Regions from separate parts of the Homo sapiens genome. Here region 1 is linked to region 2. Evidence: chromatin contacts called from ENCODE Hi-C or POLR2A ChIA-PET data. All regions are on one chromosome and are shown on one strand. The core of a region is the stretch at or near the end of the contact, and the rest is flanking DNA. Distances in the headings are between cores, read along the strand shown. Region 1 overlaps PLXDC1 (plexin domain containing 1). Region 2 holds the start of RPL19 (ribosomal protein L19).

Region 1 (6,043 bases), core at 3,223-5,722, 81 kb before region 2:
AATTTCTTCCCTTCCCTGTTCAGGAGCTGACCCTTCCTCACCTATCCAGCCTCAGCTCAGGAGTCACTTCCTCAAGAAAGCCTCTCTGATTCCCTGTTGCATTCCCATCACACCCTGTGCTTCTTTCTCCTGGTGTTTTGCACACTTGTGACAATTTACTTGGATTTTATACACATCTTCATGTCTGCCTTTCCTGTAAGATCGTAAGACCCCAAGAGTAAGGTCAGCCTTTATTTATCGTGTTTAAGCACAGAGTATGTGTTCAATGGAGGATTTGTTGAGCAAAGAATGACCACAAATTATAGCTGCCTGTTTTACAGGTACCACTACATATTCTGAAGTCCAGGATAGGATCATTTTACCAAACAAAGCAGGACAGCTGCAGATGCTAAACAGGTGCTCTCAGGTAAGTCTCAGAGTCAACTGAATACAGCTTCCACCTGGGAACCTGAGCGGGCCAGTGTTTAAGACGGTTGCTTTGAGGCTCGGAGAAAGGTCTGGTTTCAATCAGCCTGCTTCCTGGGCCCCGCACAGCGAGAGCTTTCCCCAAACCTCCGGGCGTCTGAAATGAGTGCCCGGGACAGAAGCCACGCTCTGCAGTTGTGAAGCCCAAACAGATGCTGACGTGTCTCTTGCCGCCTCAGCTAAGACTGCAAAGCGTGAGCTTCCTGGGAATGCATCTTCCTGGCCCGTTGCTCGGAGTTCTCTGCTTCACAGCAAAGACAAGCAGTCTGATCCAAACTAGTGCTGTTCTGCAGAGAAACCAGGCCCTGTGTCACGTGCCTCAGCTCTGACACCTGGATGATCCCTGGACTCATTCTTGGAGTTCCCGATGACCCCTGCAATGGCACCTCTTAACTGACAGAAAACTTCCATCTATTCTGACTCAAGGAAAGTCAGAAATGAAACGAGCTGCTGCCTCTAACTCCTAAGCTGATTCTCTCCAATGAGTCAGCAGATCCCAGGGAAGGCAAGAGCCTCGAAGCCTAACGATGCCCTACTCAGGCCAGCGAGGGTGAGGCCAAGCTCTGCTTCAGGCCTCAGAAGTGCCAAGTACAGCTGGCCTGCCAGGGGGAGGACTGGCTCAAGGGCAATGCCATGCAGAATCTGCTGCAGGTCCCAAACAGGCCCAACAGACTGCCCTCCTGGCACACCTGACTTTTATTACTCCAGGACAGTGAAGCCAGGAGCCATATCTACTCAGCTCTGGCTGAGGGTGGCCACACAGTGATGGGTGAGGCCAAATTGCACCCTGGAGGGAGGGGGCGACTTGCAGGGGGATCACTCCTGGGCAGAGCCAAGCACAAAGCCTGCAGGGGAGCATTTGGGAGCGTGGGAGGAAGGAGAAGGGAAGCTGGCATTTGCTGAGTGGTGATGGGAGAGTGCTGGGCATTTCATATTTGTTACTGCAGGGCAACCCTAGGAGGTGAGCACTAATATTAGTCCCATTTTCTCAGTGGGGAAACTGAGACTAGAAATCATGTAACTAGGCCAGGCATGGTGGCTCATGCCTGTAATCCCAGCACTTTGGGAGGCTGAGACAGGGCGGATCACCTGATGTCCGGAGTTCAAGACCAGCCTGGCCAACATGGTGAAACCCATCTCTACTAAAAATACAAAAATTAGCTGGGTGTGGTGGCGCATGCCTGTAATCCCAGCTACTGGGGAGGCTGAGGCAGTATATTCAATTGCTTGAATCCAGGAGTGGAGGTTGCTGTGAGCCGAGATTGCGCCACTGCACTCCAGCCTGGGTGACACAGTGAGACTCCGTCTCAAAAAAACAAAAAATAAAAAGAAATAATGTAACTGTATGAAACCAGGTCAGTTCCACTCAAAGACAGTGACCTTTCCTCTATCCACTGTCTCTGAGATCTTTAAGCAACAGCTCTCCGGGAAGGTGACTTAGGCTACCTACCAGTCATTGGTTAAACTCTCAATCAGAAGGACCACTGTCTGGAGGCTGGAGCTCAGGGATGGTGGCACATTCATCTCCGCCCCCAGCACCTCCCTAGCGCAGGGGTTGGCACCTGGCATCTGGTGGGTGTTCAGCATCTGCTTGCCAAATGAGCTGAATCACAAGGATTCTGCAGCCAATGGTGTCAAGACTGTGCTGAGAATGTGCAGTGTGGCTCTGACAAGGACAGCATCCTCCCCCATCTCCAGTGGCAGGTGACACAAAAGCCACTTGTGGAGGAACCAGCTGCCTCCTCTGGGAATCCAAGCCCACAGACAGCATTCCCAAACCTGGGACATCCTGGACACAGGAAGGTGTCTCTGGATTCCTCAATTTCTTCTCTGAGGAAGTAAAGCCAACAAGGCAGATACCTTCGGGGGCAAGGAAGAGAAACCCAGCTTCAACACGGAGGACATGTGTTAGACCAAGCGTCTGAGAGCCTGGCAGCAGGCATGGAACATGGATGATCCTCGTGTCATCAGGACATTGTCCTAAGTGTGACTGCCTCCTGGTCCAAAGAGGGCTGCCTATAGCCACTGAGGCAGCATGCTTCCTTGTCGGGTTCAAAAGGAGAAACCTCGCACCAAGAGTGGAACACAAGATCTTCCCTTCAGTCTGATGTGGCCCCCGATTATTACAAGGGCCAGGGCGTGCCAGATTGGTTAAACCAGTCTACTTCCCCCAGGAACTGGGGATCATGGCTCCGCTAGGAATGGGGAATGGAAGCTGGGTGAGCAAAGGCCTGACATCAGGGTTGACGGGGAATGTGGCTCAATGACCAAGACCAAGCTCTTTCAGTCTTTCTTCTCTGCCACTTTCAGTGTGGGCTTCATTGTAAGGCTAGGCATCTTGTAGTGACGGGATGGCAGACAGTGGCAACTAGCCCTGGCTCATGGAAGCAAGACAGGCACAGCACACCTCTCCCCGACCACTGAATGAACACGTGTGCTTCAAGATGGCAGGGTCAACCTGGGTCCCCTGCCACCTCTGGACTAGGAAGCCCTAGATGCTAAACAGCTTCCACCTAAACCAAACACCAGCTGGGGGGTAGGATTATCATGGAACCCAAGATCCCATTCCTATTGTACAAGGCTGTAAGGTAAAATATATGTTGAAAAGTCAACCGCAATGTCCACTTGCCATCTGAATCCAACCAATGAACCAGTACTCTCAAAAGACAAGAAGCACTTTGGGAGGCTGAGGCAGAAACATCGCTTGAATCCAGGAGTTCAAGACCAGCTTGGGCAACATAGTGAGACCCTCCCCCCAAGTCTACAAAAAAAAAAATGCAAAAATTAGCTGGGCATGGTGGCATGCACCTGTAGTCCCAGCTACTTGTGAGGCTGGGGCAGGAGGATTGCCTGATCCCAAGGGATCAAAGCTGCAGTAAGCCATGATCATGCCACTGCATTCCAGCCTGGGCAACAGAGCAAGACATTGTCACAAAACAAAACCAAGAGACATGCCTTTTACTTTCTGGAAGCAGAGCTGAGTAAAGGGTTTGATTGGCCAGCATCCTCCAATCTGTCCACATGCCCAGGGAGGTGCAACAGTTCTGCCAACCACTCAGGCCTTGTGGAATGAAAAAGAAGAGACTTCAGCTGGGGCAGGGCTGCTCCATTGCCTGTATTGATTGTCTCCATCCAGTTCTTTATGAGGCCAGAGTTTACCCAGGTTCCTCAGGGCTGAGCATCAGTGATGCAATGAAAGCTATTGCCACCTACCCGCGGCGTTCTAGAGCCAGTCCTTTTAGTCTAGAATTCCTTCCCTCCCTCCCTCCCTCCCTCCCTTCCTTCCTTCCTTCCTTCCTTCCTCTCTCTCTCTCAATCTCTTCCTTCCTTCCTCTCAATCTCTTCCTTCCTTTCTCTTTCTTTCTTTCTCTCTCTGTCTGTCTGTCTCTCTCTCTTTTCTTTTCTTCTTTTTTGAGATGGAGTTTCGTTCTTGTCGCCCAGGCTGGAGTGCAATGGTGAGATCTGGGCTACTGCAACCTCTGCTTCCTGGGATCAAGCGATTCTCCTGCCTCACCCTCCAGAGTCTCTGGGATTACAGGTGCATACCACCACACCCAGCTAATTTTGTATTTTTAATAGAGACAGGGGTTTTACCATGTTGGCCAGGCTGTTCTTGAACTCCTGACCTCAGGTGATCCACCCACCTTGGTCTCCCAAAGTGCTGGGATTACAAGCATGAGCCACCATGTCCGCCTAGTCTACAATTTCTGATGCTCCTGAAACATCAATGTTGTATGGAGCCCTGCTAACTAAAATTTCAGGTGTGACATTATATTTTAAATAATATCCTTGTACCAGACATGTTTTAGGATGCTCCATCCCCATCCCAATGACGTTTGCCCCCAGACCCGTAGGCCCTGCTGAGTTGACTACACCCATCACAGTCTCCTACATGACCCTGTGCTTCCTCAGACTGATTGGACATAGGTAATCACATGATTCAAAAGCAGCTCATCTATTGGAAGCCTACAATCTACAGCTTGTGCAGCCTGAGCCAATCAGATCACCACCCGGGAGGGTGAAATTGGGAAACTGAGAAGCTGGCAGCAAGAGAGCTGAGTTGAAAGATCTTGGAGACTTAGGAACTGAAACCATTCAAGATGAACAGAGTCTGTGAGAAAAAAAGAAAAAAAGGAACCGAAACCATCCTGAGCTGTCTGCAGAAGACTTCTGATCCACAGAAAGGAAAGGCAGACCTTATATACATTTGGCTTCAATAAACATATGATGAATTAATGAAAAGGAGGCAAGAACTGGGGGAGGGGACCTGGTTCCCAACAGCTTTCCAGCTTCCTTGAGGTCTGGCTGTCCTTCATGTCCAGCCCTTGGGTCTCCCATGATCGTCTTCTGCACCCTCACGATAATCCTTCTCTGTGGGACAGCTCAAATAGCTCCTCAGAACCAAAAGGACCTTAAATAGAATAGCCTTGCTTATGAGGTGATCAGAGGAAAAACCTCCAGGGTGAGCCCAGGCAGTCCTTCACTGGTACAGACAGCAAGAGTGTGAATGAGCCCACCACAAAGCAAGGGTACGTGTTTGAGATTATGAATGTGCAAATTACCCTGATCTGATCACTATACATTATATGTATTGAAACATTACTATGTACCCCATGAATATGTACAATTATTTGTCAATTAAAAAATTAAATTAGATCGGGCGTGGAGGCTCAGGCCTGTAATGCTGGTACTTTGGGAGACCCAGGTGGGTGGATCACTTGAGCTCACGAGTTCGAGACCAGCCTGGGCAACATGTTGAAACCACCATCTCTACAAAAAATACCAAAACTGGCCAGGGGTGATGGCGTGCTCCCATAGTCCGAGCTATTCAGAGTCTGAGGCAGGAGAATCGTTTGAGCCTGGGAAGTTGAAGCTGCAGTGAGCCAAGATCGCACCACTGCACCCCAGCCTGGGCGACAGAGTGAGACCCTGTCTCAAAAAAAATTTTTTTTTAACTTCATTTTTAAAAAGAATATGAATGAGAAGAGAGAACTGAGAAACTAAATTTCTGGGAGAACTTTTCCCTGGCAACACATCAGCCACTGTAAACTAAAAATAAAATCCTAAGTCCCCCAACCAACTGAATGGACCCCCTCTTGGCCAATGAGACCCCAGAAAAGCTGAGTTCCCAGCCATAATGGGATGGGAGACCAGACACACCTCATTGTAACCCCTCCCTTTTGCAGTTTAGACACAACTACCAGCATTAATATTAAAATAGAGATCAGAAGACAGACAGAATGGACTCTGTGGCAATATGATATCAAATTATAAAGAGGACCTAAGGCCATGACAGGCACGGGTTAAATCACGCACCCCTGCAGGCCACTCTGACCCAGCGCTTTTTTGTTTTGTTTTTTGAGATGGAGTTTCGCTCATGTAACACAGGCTGGAGTGCAATGGCACCACCTCGGCTCACGGCAACCTCTGCCTCCCAGGTTCAAGCGACTCTCCTGCCTCAGCCTCCCAAGTAGCTGGGATTACAGGCACCCGCCACCACGCCCGGCTAAATTTTGTATTTTTAGTAGAGACCGACCTCAGGTGATCCACCCTCCTCGGGCTCCCAAAGTGCTGGGAT
Region 2 (6,208 bases), core at 347-2,846:
GAAGCTGTAAGTTTCAATGAAGGGGTCACTCATGACAGGAGGACCCATTCCCTTCCTACTCCACCCCTTCTCCTGCTCCACAGAAAGGAGAGATGGAGAAGACCCTCTCCAGGTCAAGTGACCTTACAATAAGGCCACCACCTTGCTGTGTTCCGCAGGACAGGAGACTATGGGACTCCTCCTCCTCACCCAACTCTAATAGCAAGTGAATGGTCAGTCTGTCATTCCTCTGATCACAACACCTTGGGGAAGGCGGAGCAGTGAGTGAAGATGAAGCCCATTAGAAACGTTCCAGGAGAGTTCCAACCCTGAGCAGGGTTTCCACCTGCCCCTTGGAGACAAGAAAGGCTGGCATAACCGCAAAAGTATGGGCTTTGCAATCAGAAATATCTGTGTTCTGAATCTGTTACCTTAGCTGTAAAATGAGGGCAACGCTAATCGTGTTGTTGTGAGGAAGTAGCATAAATGTTGCTTCCCTTTCTCTCTCTTCTACTTTCTCAGCCAGGAAAGTTGAGATGAAACGGATAGGGTGATCAGCAGGAACCAATCATGAGTTGGAGCCTCAATTCAGATGTAGACTTCTTAAACCCCAGAATGTTCTTCTTGGATTTTTACATTGGGTGTTCCAGATCAGAAGAAAAGGACTGCTTTTTTTTTTTTTTTGAGACGGAGTCTCACTCTGTTGCCCAGGCTGGAGTGCAGTGGCGCAATCTCGGCTCACTGCAACCTCCGCCTCCTGGGTTCAAGCGATTCTCCTGCCTCAGCCTCCCCAGTAGCTGGAATTACAAGCACGCGCCGCTACGCCCGGCTAATTTTTGTATTTTTAGTGGAGACAGGGTTTCACCATGTTGGCCAGGCTGGTCTCGAACTCCTGACCTCAAGTGATCCGCCTGCCTTGGCCTCCCAAAGTGCTGGGATTACAGGCATGAGCCATCGAGCCCAACCCAATTTTTTTTTTTTTTAATTTTACTTTCTGCAATCATTCATCCATTCAGCCAGTGCGGTATTTCTGAGGTGTGTTCGATCGCGGATCCATGCCTGCCGCAGTACAGTTGTGAGCCAAATGAGACTGAGACTAGTTCCCGCCCTCCAAGAGCTTGCAAGACCCGCAGTGGCGTAAAAACACTAACATCTTTTAGTGATCGATTCTGCACTCCAGGGGTTTTCAATCTACTACAAGAGTGAATAAGAGTTCGCCTTTGTCTGATATCTGTTGTCATTCTCTCTCGCTTCTTTAACTGATTTTTTCTCAGCTAATAAAACATCCACCCACAACCCCCCGAACGCCCGCAAACACCAGGCCACTCTAGCAAAACCTCTCTCACTCCGCCTGCGCAATCCAGCTGACTTCCGGTTACAGATAACCACGTGATTGGGAACCCTTGCTGCGCATGTCTAGTAGGAAGTCGGACTATACCACTTTCCCTACGGAAGGGGTACTTTTTTATGTTTTTAAGTTTAAAACCGATTTCTGATATTTGACTTTTATCATTTCAGGCCTATATGGAGGCTATGAGTGAGTTTAGTGTGGCAGAAGATGAAAGAACCGGACAGGAATACGGACGAAATTGGAGCAGGGTTTGGGCTCTCCCCTTCGCAGATAATGGGAGGAGCCGGGCCCGAGCGAGCTCTTTCCTTTCGCTGCTGCGGCCGCAGCCATGAGGTGAGGGCGAGCTGGTCTCCATCAGGCGCTGACGCGTGTCGACAAGGGACTGTCGGTCTTGGGACCGCAGCTGGGGTTGGGGGAGATGAAATGGAGGCCGCCCTAAAGCGGCCGGTCCCGGGGTTTGGGGTAGGCCGGAGCACTTTCGTCCCGGGCCTCCGGAGTGAGGGGGGGCGGGGAGCGTCGCAGCAACTGAGACCAGGAAAAGTCTGCCCCGGCTGGTGCCGCACCGCACACGTGTCCGGTCGACCCACGCGAGCAGAGCAAACGGAGCGAACAAGACCAAGCCGTGGGCCCTTTCTTGCTTGGCACACCCGGAGCGGAGCCGATCTCTGCTTTCACGTGATGTAGGGCAAGCCTAGTGTAGGCCCCAGGCCTCCGACTGCCGAGAGAGGTGATCTCTAACTCTTGACTCCATTCACTCCTTTGGCCTCTCATAAAGGAAATCTCTGCGAATAGCCGAACGAGGCTTGTTACTGTGATAAAACAGGGAAATAAGCCCAGAAAACAGAGTAACTTGCCTGCATTCCTAGACTAGAAATCAGGTCTACTCACCTCGAATATTCTTTAAACGCTGAGTACCAGAAATGGCATAACCCCCCTATTCAATCCAATAAGTCCTTGGCTTGACTTTCCAGAGGAGAAATGCGAACATGAGGCTCCGAGAGGTGAAGGCATAGCGTGGGTTTTGAAGTCTTAAACCCAAGGGGGCCAGCTGCATAGCCCAGAGCCTTAAAGATGATTTAGGGAAGAGTCTTATTTCGCGGCTGTGGTGTGGGTCACAAAGGGCAGGTCTTGATGGGGACGTTCATTCTTGCCCAGGATTGGCTTTCAGAGTCTAATCATGTTTTCTGTGTGTCTAGTATGCTCAGGCTTCAGAAGAGGCTCGCCTCTAGTGTCCTCCGCTGTGGCAAGAAGAAGGTCTGGTTAGACCCCAATGAGACCAATGAAATCGCCAATGCCAACTCCCGTGAGTACCTGGGATCTGTCTCTTCACCCTACTTCCTTCTTTTCTCCTGCGTCAGATTAATGATAACACAATTGTGTTGACTTTTTTTTTTTTTTTTAGACAGTCTTGCTCTGTTGTCCAGGCTGGAGTGTAGTGGTGCCATCTGATCATTGCAACCCCTGCTCCCAGGCTCAAGTGATTCTCCCACCTCAGCCTCCTGAGTAGCTGGGATTAGAGGTGTGCACCACCACACCCAGCTAATTTACTCTTTATATTTTATTTTATTTTTTTTGGGACAGAGTCTCACTTTGTCACCCAGACTGGAGTGCAGTGGTAGGATCTCAGCTCACCGCAACCTCTGCCTCCCAGGTTCAAGCGATTCTCCTTCCTCAGCCTCCCAAGTAGCTGGGACTAAGGCACGTGCCACCACACCCAGCTAATTTTTGTATCTTTAGTAGAGATGGGGTTTCATCATGTTGGTCAGGCTGGTCTCAAACTCCTGACCTCAGGTCATCCATCCACCTCAGCCTCCCAGAGTGCTGGGATTATCGACGTGAGCCACCACACCTAGCCTGGGTTGACTTGTTACAAACCTAGGAAAGTTCATTCAGAGTGTCTATAAAATGGAGGAGTCATTGTATCAGGCTTGTTCTTTTGAGTGTGCTTTCATATATTTAAAATGTAGAAATGGCCAGGCATGGTGGCAGGCATCTTTAATCCCAGCTACTTGGTAAGCTGAGGCAGGAGGATCATGAGCCCAGAAATTCAAGACCGGCCTGGGCAACATAGGGAGACTGTCTCAAAGACAAAGGGTATTTCTCACAACCTCTGTTTGTGAAGGAAAAAGAAAAGATAGAGGTTTTTTGGGTTTTTGAAGGCAAGAAATAAGTTCCAGTGTTTCCATCCTTTTTGAGACCGTGGGGCCAAGAATGTGAGCAGTGTCTCTGGCCTGGCCTATTTGGACTCTGTGATGTGCTTGGGCCCCAGTTGACTGACCAGGTGCATTATGCTTTCCCAGGTCAGCAGATCCGGAAGCTCATCAAAGATGGGCTGATCATCCGCAAGCCTGTGACGGTCCATTCCCGGGCTCGATGCCGGAAAAACACCTTGGCCCGCCGGAAGGGCAGGCACATGGGCATAGGTAAGTGTGGTCATCTTCTCCTTAAGAAATGATAGGTGCTGGCATCTATGCTGAAATATATTCAGGATCTAAGCACTCTGTCTCATCTTGAGCCTGTTTCTTACTCCTTGATATTTGATGTGTTTTCTGCCTGTGTGCAAATCAGAAAGTTGGTGCTGGTATTGGAATTGAGAGTATCCCTGGTAGGAGGTCACATTTACTAAGTCCCTACCTACACTATGCCAAGGATTCTGTACTTTCTAGTTTCAGAATGATCGAAGGAAGCTCCTTACAACGTGCTGTGTTGCCTTGGTGCACTGCCTGTTACACCCACATTCTGCATGAAGTGAATGGGGAATTATTGCTGTATTTGTGCTTCCTTTAAAATTGAGTAAACGAAAGAACTTACGTAGTTGGGATCATCATCTGGAAAATGGAAGTAATGCTACTTAAAATGAGGTTGTGAGGATTAAATGAGTTAAGGACCCTGACTTGAAACTATATTCACTTGGTGTACTTATACACAGTGGGCCTGGGTAGTGGCCCGTTCCTAACTCATCTTCTCCACAGGTAAGCGGAAGGGTACAGCCAATGCCCGAATGCCAGAGAAGGTCACATGGATGAGGAGAATGAGGATTTTGCGCCGGCTGCTCAGAAGATACCGTGAATCTAAGAAGATCGATCGCCACATGTAAGCACACCCTCTTGGGCCCAGTACCCATTTGCTGCTTTGATGGCTAGTTCATTTCCCAGAGATTTTTTTTTTTTTTTTTTTTTTTTTGAGATGGAGTCTTGCTCTGTCACCCAGGCTGGAGTGCAGTGGCGCGATCTCAGCTCACTACAACCTCTACCTCCCAGGTTCAAGTTATTCTCCTGCCTCAGCCTCTTGAGTAGCTGGGACTACAGGCATGTGCCACCATACCTGGCTAATTTTTTGCATTTTTAGTAGAGACGGGGTTTCACTGTGTTAGCCAGGATGGTCTCGATCTCCTGGCCTTGTGATCCGCCCGCCTTGGCCTCCCAAAGTGCTGGGGTTATAGGCATGAGCCACCACGCGTGGCCCACAGAGATCTGTCTTACTGGCCTTGGGTAGGGAGCTTTTTTTTTTTGGAGACAGAGTCTCGCTCTGTCACCCAGGATGGAATGCAGTGGCACGATCTTGGTTCACTGCAATCTGCTTTCGAGGTTCAAGCACTTCACCTGCCTCACCGTCTCAAGTACCTGGGATTACAGGCATGTACTACCACGCCTGGCTAATTTTTGTATTTTTAGTAGAGATGTGGTTTCACCGTTGGCCAGGCTGGTCTCGAACTCCTGGCCTCAAGTGATCCGCCCGCCTCAGCCTCTCAAAGTGCTCAGATTACAGGCCTGAGCCACCACGCCCAGCCATGGGTAGGGAGCCTTTCTAAGAAAGTTTTTCTATTCTGGTCTTTCTTTTTTTCCCTGTATGTCATCAGGATAGCCCAACAGTTTATTTGCCAGGCAAGTTCTATCTAGGAACTGCACACAAAAAAGTCATGGTTTAGGAAGTAATTCATGCAGCAATAGGAGAAAAGAAAGGAAGCTACAAGCTTAGTGACCTTGGGTGGAGGAACAGCTCACAAGGCAGCCTCTGATCCATCACCAACCAGCATCTCTTCACTCCGTGTACCCTGCAGGTATCACAGCCTGTACCTGAAGGTGAAGGGGAATGTGTTCAAAAACAAGCGGATTCTCATGGAACACATCCACAAGCTGAAGGCAGACAAGGCCCGCAAGAAGCTCCTGGCGTAAGTTTCTTTTCAGAGTCTTAGGGGAACATTCTTAGACCTTTGAGAGTTGTTCTTAGATACTTAAAATGTGCCAATGCCTAAGTCTTGACTTGCACGTAGTCTGTCTTAGGAATACAGCTGTTCCCTTAGAGGCACCCACTCCTCTGTCCTGTACACACCCACTCTTCCTGTCTCGTAGGGACTAGAGGTTAGTTGAAGCAGGAGCCTTTGGTGGGCCCAGCAACTCATTCCAGAAGCTGACTAGGCTCAAAGGGAGAGGTCTGGGGATGTGCTTCTGTCTCCCTAGCATCTCATCTCTTCCCAAACTGACCCGTCTTTTCTCTTCCCTGACCAGTGACCAGGCTGAGGCCCGCAGGTCTAAGACCAAGGAAGCACGCAAGCGCCGTGAAGAGCGCCTCCAGGCCAAGAAGGAGGAGATCATCAAGACTTTATCCAAGGAGGAAGAGACCAAGAAATAAAACCTCCCACTTTGTCTGTACATACTGGCCTCTGTGATTACATAGATCAGCCATTAAAATAAAACAAGCCTTAATCTGCCTTCCTCTCTGCTTCTTGCAAGGTTTACGGTTACTGAGTGAGGTTTTTTTTTTTTTTTTGAGACGAGTCTTGCCCTGTCGCCCAGGCTTGAGTCCGATGGCGCAGCCTTGGCTCACCGCAAACTCCACCTCCAGGTTCAAGCAGTTCTCCTGCCTCAGCCTCCTGAG

What was found. A loop is a pair of places that touch in the nucleus more often than their neighbours do. ChIA-PET counts read pairs that join two places held with the same protein, here RNA polymerase II (POLR2A). Pooled maps may share reads with other maps.
Region 1: a pooled map shows a loop between it and region 2 (3-fold over the local background). The contact joins the enhancer-like site here to the promoter of RPL19 in region 2. A Hi-C loop is called at or near these places in 2 of 50 pooled maps. POLR2A ChIA-PET finds 5 or more read pairs at or near these places in 2 of 52 experiments (GM12878 and activated T-cell).

Annotation. Positions count from the first base shown.
Region 1 is chr17:39,114,344-39,120,386 of GRCh38, forward strand. All of the region lies in intron 2 of PLXDC1 (plexin domain containing 1), which reads right to left. Among named protein-coding and RNA genes, the nearest start is that of PLXDC1, 34 kb to the right of the region's middle. RefSeq lists an enhancer at 4,843-4,892. Within about 2 kb of position 4,473, at least 2 of the 41 ENCODE cell types and tissues checked have a DNase peak (open chromatin) inside an H3K27ac peak, as active enhancers do.
Region 2 is chr17:39,198,687-39,204,894 of GRCh38, forward strand. RPL19 (ribosomal protein L19) reads left to right here and starts at 1,597. Exons shown (of 6, transcript NM_000981.4): 1 at 1,597-1,663; 2 at 2,527-2,633; 3 at 3,631-3,753; 4 at 4,303-4,423; 5 at 5,391-5,501; 6 at 5,839-6,046. The coding sequence starts at 1,659. The coding sequence ends at 5,962. It overlaps LOC124903996 (a long non-coding RNA gene), which reads right to left and starts at 2,528. Exons shown (of 2, transcript XR_007065745.1): 1 at 2,219-2,528; 2 at 1,469-2,112. RefSeq lists a silencer at 5,516-5,716.